Regions from separate parts of the Homo sapiens genome. Here regions 1 and 2 are each linked to region 3. Evidence: chromatin contacts called from ENCODE POLR2A ChIA-PET data. All regions are on one chromosome and are shown on one strand. The core of a region is the stretch at or near the end of the contact, and the rest is flanking DNA. Distances in the headings are between cores, read along the strand shown. Region 1 holds the start of ZNF800 (zinc finger protein 800). Region 2 holds the start of SND1-DT (SND1 divergent transcript). Region 3 holds the start of TPK1 (thiamin pyrophosphokinase 1).

Evidence for each region. ChIA-PET counts read pairs that join two places held with the same protein, here RNA polymerase II (POLR2A).
Region 1: POLR2A ChIA-PET joins it to region 3 with 12 read pairs in T-cell. The contact joins the promoter of ZNF800 here to the promoter of TPK1 in region 3. POLR2A ChIA-PET finds 5 or more read pairs at or near these places in 2 of 52 experiments (T-cell and activated naive CD8-positive, alpha-beta T cell).
Region 2: POLR2A ChIA-PET joins it to region 3 with 10 read pairs in CD8-positive, alpha-beta memory T cell. The contact joins the promoter of SND1-DT here to the promoter of TPK1 in region 3. POLR2A ChIA-PET finds 5 or more read pairs at or near these places in 2 of 52 experiments (CD8-positive, alpha-beta memory T cell and activated CD8-positive, alpha-beta memory T cell).

What each region holds. Positions count from the first base shown.
Region 1 is chr7:127,391,267-127,393,966 of GRCh38, forward strand. ZNF800 (zinc finger protein 800) reads right to left here and starts at 1,442. Exons shown (of 6, transcript NM_176814.5): 1 at 794-1,442; 2 at 231-349. The coding sequence starts at 291. RefSeq lists silencers at 602-1,001, 1,402-1,801 and enhancers at 897-1,397, 1,242-1,371, 2,112-2,241.
Region 2 is chr7:127,650,461-127,653,160 of GRCh38, forward strand. SND1-DT (SND1 divergent transcript) reads right to left here and starts at 1,372. Exons shown (of 2, transcript NR_186577.1): 1 at 1,213-1,372. SND1 (staphylococcal nuclease and tudor domain containing 1) reads left to right here and starts at 1,734. Exons shown (of 24, transcript NM_014390.4): 1 at 1,734-1,991. The coding sequence starts at 1,914. RefSeq lists a silencer at 1,283-1,532 and enhancers at 1,330-1,948, 1,773-1,952.
Region 3 is chr7:144,834,803-144,837,502 of GRCh38, forward strand. It overlaps TPK1 (thiamin pyrophosphokinase 1), which reads right to left and starts at 1,251. Exons shown (of 9, transcript NM_022445.4): 1 at 1,165-1,251; 2 at 758-816. The coding sequence starts at 800. RefSeq lists a silencer at 992-1,091 and an enhancer at 1,392-1,461.

The sequences.
Region 1 (2,700 bases), core at 192-2,691, about 17 Mb before region 3:
TCTTGTGGAAATGATTTAAGGTGACACTTGCAGTACTTTTTTTTAAGGGATCAAGCAGGGGAGACCTCTTGTTTGTACAAGCTTTTAGCTTCATAACTGGCTTATGCTAGGGAATATCATAGCCTGCTTAAGAATGACTACTGGGGCAGGAGGAAAAAAAGCTAGAAAAAAAGAGAAGGCAGAGTGGCTCTGATGGAGGGCAAAGCAACTGCGGACGAAGAGGGGTCTACCTGGTTCACAGCATCCGTGATGATGGTGGTCAGTCTGACAGTATTTGTCCCTTAAAGGCATTTTCAGTGGACTCGACCTACTTTGCTTTCACTGTAAGAAGCTCTTCATTGCGGCGTGGCTGTTGAAAGAAGCACAAACCCGTCACTCGCCCTGAACTTCCTGGGGGGCACTGGCTGCATTTTCCAGATACGTTCCCATCATCAGCTCTCCGCTTTCCCTCCACGGACCCGCACCTCCCTCTCGAAAAGAAAACAGAAAGACGCACAAACCCTCCTGCAGCCCAAACTCCCCACACAGGTTCATCGCCCTACCCGGAAACGCAGCCTCGGGTGCGCAGCGCAGGGCGAAGGCCTGGCCGGCAGCGCGGGCGGCTGCGGCCTCGCCGTCCCGGGCGGGCGCGCGGAAACGGAGCGCAGAGCGCGGCGGGCACCGCCGGGCTCCGGGACTACGGAGGTGCCGCTCCCGCCGGCTGCTGGCCCACGCCGCGCCCTCCCGCTACGCACGTGCGTTGGGGTCTCCCTGGCGGAGACCCCGTCCCCACAACCAAGTGCGCCCAACTTACTCAACTCTTAGGGCGGGCCGGCGGGCGGGCGGAAGGAAGGAAGGCAGGCCGGGCGGCCGCGGGGACAGCCTGGCGTGGGAGGCGGCTGCGGGCCCCACCTGGCGCAGCCTCCGCTGACCACGCGGGGGAACCCGGACTCGGGCCCGACGCGCTCCCAAAGAGTCCCCGCCGGCGCTGACGCGGAAGCGCCACAGCTCACCACGTCCCTCCGCGGGCCGAGACGACTGCGGCGGCGGCTCACGGCGTCCTCCGCGCTGTGTGGCTAGGCGGGAGGCGCGCGGGCGGAGGCAGTTGACAGGAGGAACCGCCCGGCAGCAGCTGCCGCCGCCACCACCGAAGGAGCCGGAACCGGAGCGGGCAGGACCTGAGGCTTCCCTCGCCGGGGCAACGGCTGCCGCCGCAACCCGGGTCCCACCAGCGCCGCTCCACCTGCAACGGTCCCTCAGGCTTTAGGAGAGGGGCGGAGAAAAATGGGGGTCTCCCCCAACCTTGGGCCTTTTCGGTGGTAGTTGTTGTTTCAGGAAACTTTATTAAGTCAGCCTCTCTTTTACTCTGTCGCCCCCTCCTCCGGAGAGCCCGAGCTACCGCCGCGGAGCGCGTAGGAAGGGGGAAGCAGAGACTCTCCGGCAGCGACAGGGAGCGACTGACTGACCCCGGACGGAGATGGGGCGAGGGCAGGAAGTGACAAGCTCACCGAGTGGGTGGGGGGAGTGTGGCCGGCACGCCCGGGAGCGCCGCGCGCATGCGCCCGGCCGGCGCCCCCGCCTGTGGGTAGGCGACGCGCTGTGCCCGCCGCGGCCGGTGGGGAGGGGACCGGGGCCGCCGGCGCGAGGGCCGTGTCCGAGGGGAGGGAACCGGGGCGGGGGACACCAGGGCCGCGGCCGGAGTCTCGGGCCGACCGAGAGCCGAAGCCCAAAGTGAGGTGTGAGGCCCGCGATGCGGCGTGCGCGCCCACGGAGACGGGCTGCTCGGCCACCAAACTGTTGCTCTCGCTGTTCTCTGTTCAGTGGAACTGAAACTCGGGGAGGGTTGGGAGAGGACTTAGGAAGCGGTGGGCAGATGTATGAGCCATAAGTAGTGATGATCCCCAAAAGGCTGTCAGTGCATTGCTAAATGGCAAAAGTTGAACATTTTTTTCCTGCCAACAATTTTCGAAGCATGCCTCCCGGAACTTGGGGATTCTTTTATCAGGCCCAAGGGAGGGAAAGCATCTATTGGTAGCAGATGGGTATTTATCCTGGCAGCTCCGCTTCTCAAACTTGAAAGTGGAGTTGGGTCACGTGGGCTCACGCACTTTCCCTCCTCTTCTGCGCCCCGATCCTGCTTGGAAAATCCTCGAAGATCCCAGTCATCTGTCAAATTCTGCCAACCAAGGGCCGCTTCTTGGGGGCGAGAGAGCCGCCTCCGTTGTTTCCTCCCAGCTCCTGGAACGTAATTCTTGCTCTTGGTGACATCAAGCAAATATGTGTCCACCGCCCGTCAGGAAATTTTAAGAGAATAAAGCCCATTCGCCTTGTCTCCGATCCTCCCCAAGATCCACTGAAAACCTTTCCAGTTGGTCCAACTTAAGCTGCCATTGTGCGGGGTCCTGAAAAAACTGAAGTTCAGTAGATAGACTTTGTTTAGAAGAGAAAAAGTTCAGTTTTCAAAATCCAAAGGAAAGTTTGTAAATTGATACATTTGTTACTTTAAAAATGTTGGGCCAGGCGCAGTGGCTGGTGTTTGTAATCCCAGCACTTCGGGAGGTCAAAGCGGGAGGATCGCTTAAGCCCAGGAGTTAGAGACCAGCCTGGCAACATGGCAAAACGCCCTCTCAACCAAATAAAAAAAAATTAGCCGGGCAGGATGGCGCGTGCCTGTGGTCCCAGCTACGGGAGAGGCGGGGGCGGGGGGCGGGATGGCTTGGG
Region 2 (2,700 bases), core at 122-2,621, about 17 Mb before region 3:
GTTTTATCTGTCTGGAGAACGTCCTAAATTGGTGCAGAGGTCAAGTTTACTGAAGATGAGATCAAGGAGCAAAGAGGTCAGGGTATGGGATAAGTCATGCTCGTAGATATTGAAGTATTTCAGGATTATTGGCTGAAGACCGTGCACCAAGTGTTAACAATTTCAATGAATGACACGGTAGAAATAGGGGTACGGTAGATAAAAAGCCACGAGATAGAGAGGGGTATAATCTGATGGAACCAACTTCCACAGAGGTTTTTTTTTTTTTTTTTTTTTTTTTTGGAAAAGGGTGGCAAATTAGGGATCTAAGAAGGTGACCTCAAAACTTAACCCTGGGATATGTTTAGTGTGGGAGAATAAACTTACAATCTTTTAAGAGAGCAAGGGGCCATGCACTGTGGTTAATGCATGTAATACCAGCACTTTAGGAGGCCGAGGTAGGAGTATAGCTTGAGCCCAGGAGACCAGCCTGGGCAACATAGTGAAATCTCAGCTCTACAAAAAAAAAATTAGCTGGGCGTGGTAGCGCGGACCCGTGGTACCAGCTCCAGCTACACCGGAGACTGAGGCAGGAGGATCGCTTGAGCCTGGGAGTGTCAAGGCTGCAGTGAGCCGTGATCGTGCCCCCGCACTCCAGCCTGAGCGACAGAGCGAGACTTTGTCTCAAAAAAGCCACAAAACCAAAGAAACAAAAAGAACTGCAAGGGAAGTACTGTCTTCAGTGTAGAGCCAAGTTTTACGATTAAATGACATAACACATGCAAGGTCCTTGGTTCCACATAGTGGGCACTCAACGAATATTAGTTCTCGCTAAACAGTCACTTAAATATTTGTAGGCCTTGGCTTTCCCGTTCCTTCCCCGACCTTTTTACTGGGGCTAGGGAAGGTATCCGGTGGCTGGAGGCGCTTCACACTGGGTCGGGTGAGAGCGTGAAGCGAGCCTTTTCCCTAACGTCACGGGAGCAGCTGGGAAGAGACCGAAGAACGAGGGTCACTCTCCCCTGTATACGTGGCATGTCCTTCCTCTGAGACATTTATTCCTCCCACCAACAAACATTAATGGAACGCCTCACAAGTGCTAGACCCCAGCGACACAAACAAGGGCGAGGCACACTCTCTGACTACAAAAAGGGCGCGCGGCCGCGTGGCAGGTCAAAGCCCACATCGGTAGGAGGTTCCACAAAGCTCTGATTTTCCAAGTTCTCTCCATACTTTTAGCCAAGGTAAAATGTCGGAAGTCGAGTGGAGCGGGTACGGAGATTCCTCCAGGACTCTGCCTGCGTGGCTCCACCCTCCCAGGCCGCATTCCCGGGTACAGCGGCGCCCACCTAGGTGGGTATACAAGTGTGCGCCCCTGAGGCCAGCGGGGAAGGACGTCATGGGCGAGGTCAGGCGGGAGGGCGCGGCTGGCTCCGCCCCTGGGGCTCCCATGGCCCCCCGCGCCCCGCGGCCAGATGCTGACGTGTCCTTTCCTTCCCACTACACCTCCCGACATTACCTACTCCGGCTGCCCCGGAAGTCCCGCCCCATATTTAGCCCATCCTTGCAAATCAACTCTTTCAGCGCTTCCTGGAACTCACCACCGTTTTGGGGACCAAGAGGCGGGGCTCCGCGAGCAGGGTGCCTATTGGCCTGAGGGCCGGCGGGCTCTGGGCGCTAATTGGGCGGAGGGCGGTGGCGCTCTGGCACGCTTGCGCGGCGAGTAGAACGTGTGGCGGCGGCGGAGATCGCGTCTCTTTCGCTCCGTGTCCCGCTGCTGCTCCTGTGAGCGCCCGGCGAGTCCGTCCCGTCCACCGTCCGCAGCTGGTAGCCAGCCTGCCCCTCGCCTCGACTCCCTTTCACCAACACCGACACCCACATTGACACCTCCAGTCCGGCCAGCCGCTCCACTCGTTGCCTTTGCATCTCCACACATGGCGTCCTCCGCGCAGAGCGGCGGCTCCTCCGGGGGACCCGCGGTCCCCACCGTGCAGCGGGGCATCATCAAGATGGTGAGAACGGGCCCCGGACACCGACCCCTCTGCCTGCCTTCGGGCGGGAGTCAGGCATTGACTCCACCTTCCGCCAGCCTGCTCCATGTCCCAGATCCCCTTTCCTCTGCCCCCTTCCTCACTTTTCGTCGATTCTCCGAATCCTCTCACTAGACGGAAGCAGACACGGAGTCCCCTTGTTCCTTGCCTCCCGGACACCTTGACATCAGGGGTCACAGTGATTTCCGAGGTTGCGGCATTCGGATCTCCTGTCTGTTTACCAGGACAGATCGATTACTGATTGATTAACAGAGACAATTCGTTGATATCTGTCCTCCCATCCCCCGTCTTTCTGTTCATTTTGACATATGCTGAGTAGTTAGTAGTTTTTCGAGATCCTGACATCGGCTCTTCTCTACTAGTACTTGGCCATCATGAAACTTTTCTGTTCCCACAAACGCTGTTACTTGACTCCCAAGTTTTCTCACTCTGTGGCCCTCTTTTCCTCTCTTTCCCTCCACCTCTTGTGTCGACCTGAAAGCTCCTGATCTTTGTGTACTTTTGACTTCTAAAAGGTTAGGCCGGCAAGAATCTTAGTAATCATCATTGTTCTCCCGTCCCTTAAAGATAAGGAGATAGGCTTGAAGAAGGCAAGTGACTTGCTTAAGGTCACATGGTGGTTTGGGTTGGAGCCATAGCAAGAGCCCAAGTGTTCGGATTCCTGGTCTAG
Region 3 (2,700 bases), core at 1-2,500:
GCCAGCCCATTCACCAGATGAGGCAAAAACCCAAGATAAATATCTGAGCAAGTCACGTAGACTGGGGCCCCCGAGCCCCAATACCAAGCGCCCCTTTATAAGCTCTTACATTTTGTCCAAATTTGAAATGGTTTCGTTAAGGCAGAAGCTTGGACTACTTCCCCATTGCTAGCTTTGGAAAGTAGTCACTTTCCTTTCCGGGCCCTTCGTCCTTGTTGATTGGCTCTGCAAGCAGCGAGCAGCCCAGCCTGAACTCGGTTACACAGTAATTTCAAATCTTAGAAGAATAAAATATCCTGAGTGTTATATAGATTTAAAACACTTGATATAATCATTTGCCAATCTTTTATTAGATAAGCTCGGGGCACTTTCAATGGATTAAAAATGCATCACGGTCAGGCAACGATGACCGTCCTTAATGCCTGCAATGTCTAATGTTCCGCTATGTTCCAGATTTGTTCGCGCTGTTGGTGGAGGCGCAACAGCCGGGAAGCGCTTACTGGGCTCCACACGGACTACACACACTGTATCTTGTCATTTCGTCCTCACAGCAAGGACTGATACGTAAGCTCATTTTTCAGATGAGGAAAATGAGACCGGCGAGAGGCTGATATGCTTAGCGGTACAGAGCTAGGAAATCAGGGACAGAACCCAGGCTGGAAGTCACGCTGGCTCTAGAGCCCCGTCCTTTCGACCTGTTCCCGTCGCTGGGGAGGGGCACGTCAGTGACACTAAACCGTGGAAAGAAATACAGTACCAGTGGAAAGCAGGGGCTCCAACGGGGTAAAGGCATGCTCCATAACGGATTATTGGCCTCTGCATTAAAAAAAAAAAAGTGAAGTTAGACTCTCAGTTTTAATTAAACATCGCGCAGAACCAACAGCACGGGAGCCGCCTGAACCTGGCACTCGGCAGCGGCGCGCTCCGGGACCCAGGAGCCAGCTGAGCTGCGGCGCAGCACCCGGCGCTGGGGACCCGCCACGGCTCGCCTACAGCACCGCCGCGGGCGGGGGCCCCCGGAGACCGGCCGCGCGGGCCGCTATGAGGTCCGAGGGGTTGCCCCTGCCGCCTCTCTCCGCGAACCCATCACCATCCGGGAACCTGGGGAGCGAGAGGCGGCCGCCCCCTTCCGCGGCCCGCGCGCCCGGCAGCAGTCGCACTTACACAATGGCTGGTAGGAGCCACAGACTGGAGATCGCAGGCTGCGGGAGCTACGGCGATCGACCGCTCGGCGCTCGGCTGAGGAGCCTTGGCGCGCGGTCCTCGCTCGCAGGTTTTAGCCCCCGGGACGCGAGGTGGCCCCGCCCGCTTCCGGGAGCCGGAGGCAAGTGGGAGCCGCGCCCTGTGCTCTGCGTCCGGCACTACCCACCTCAAGTCTCCAAGGCTTCGTTTTCTGGGCTGGTTCTGCTAGCTGTAGTACTGCTGCCGGGCCCTCTGCACTCAGCTTTAACAAGGAGGCCATTTGCTTCAAACTAAGTGGCGAATTCCCTATCACCCATGCTTGACCTAGCTTCCAAGCCAAACTTACTTTCCACTGTGCTGCTTCTAGTCCTGCTACCGGTGTCCTCCCTGAGCCGTCGGGTTAAAAGCTTTCCTTCCTGGCCGGGTGCGGTGACTCACGCCTGTAATCCCAGCAGTTTGGGAGGCCGAGGCGGACGGATCATGAGGTCAGAAGTTCGAGACCAGCCTGGCCAGCATGGTGAAACCTCGTCTCTACTAAAAATACAAAAAATTAGCCGGGCATGGTGGCGCGCGCCTGTAGGCCCAGCTACTCGGGAGGCCGAGGCAGGAGAATCGCTTGAACCCGGGAGGCCGGAGGTTGCAGTGAGCCAAGATCACACCAGTGCACTCCAGTCTGGGCGACAAAGCGAGACTCCATCTCAAAGAAAAAAAAAAAGCTTTCTTTAGGGAACACTCCGTTAAGAGCTTTCCTTACTTTGCTTTGTGGAAACAGAATGTTTTTGTTGGAAGAAACTTTAAGCCACCTATCTGCAGCTGCAGAGCGTCACTGTTGCAATACAGGCTTTTCCAATAGTGAGCGAACCTAATCTCCCTCTACCCTCTTAAGGTTTCCACCTGGGCCTAAGAGGTTAAATTGACTTAAGACAGTTTAACAGGGGAAAAGCTTACAGCTATGTGCATGGGAGTCCACAAGAAAAGACCCAAAGAAGGAGGAAGCCTAAATGCTTATATACGGGTTTAGCTACAACAAATTTCAAAAGTCCATGTTTAAATATGACCTTAATGAACCTAAAAGACAATTGGGGTACAAGGAAACTATCTGCACATGTAATAGACAAGTGGTTGCCATGTGTTTATCCTATGAAGAGCTGTTACCAGTTGATGTGTCCAGGTTCTTGGCGTCTTGAACAAAGAATTGGACAAAACGCACAAAGCAAGGAAAGAATGAAGCAAAAACAGAGATTTATTGAAGATGAAAGTACACCCCATAGGTTGGGAGCGCCCGAGGATAGGGGCTCAAGAGTGCCGTTAGAGAATGTTCTGGGGTTTAAATGCCAGCTAGAGGTTTCCATTGGTTACTTGGCTTATGCCCTATGTAAATGAAGAGGATGAAGTAAATTTTAAAGTCATTTACTGGATATAAGCCCTGTGTAAATGGAGAGGATGTTTCCTGTCATTGCTGAAGTACTGCAATTTGATTTAGTTCCAGGAAGTCAGCATGAATCGGCCTTAACATTC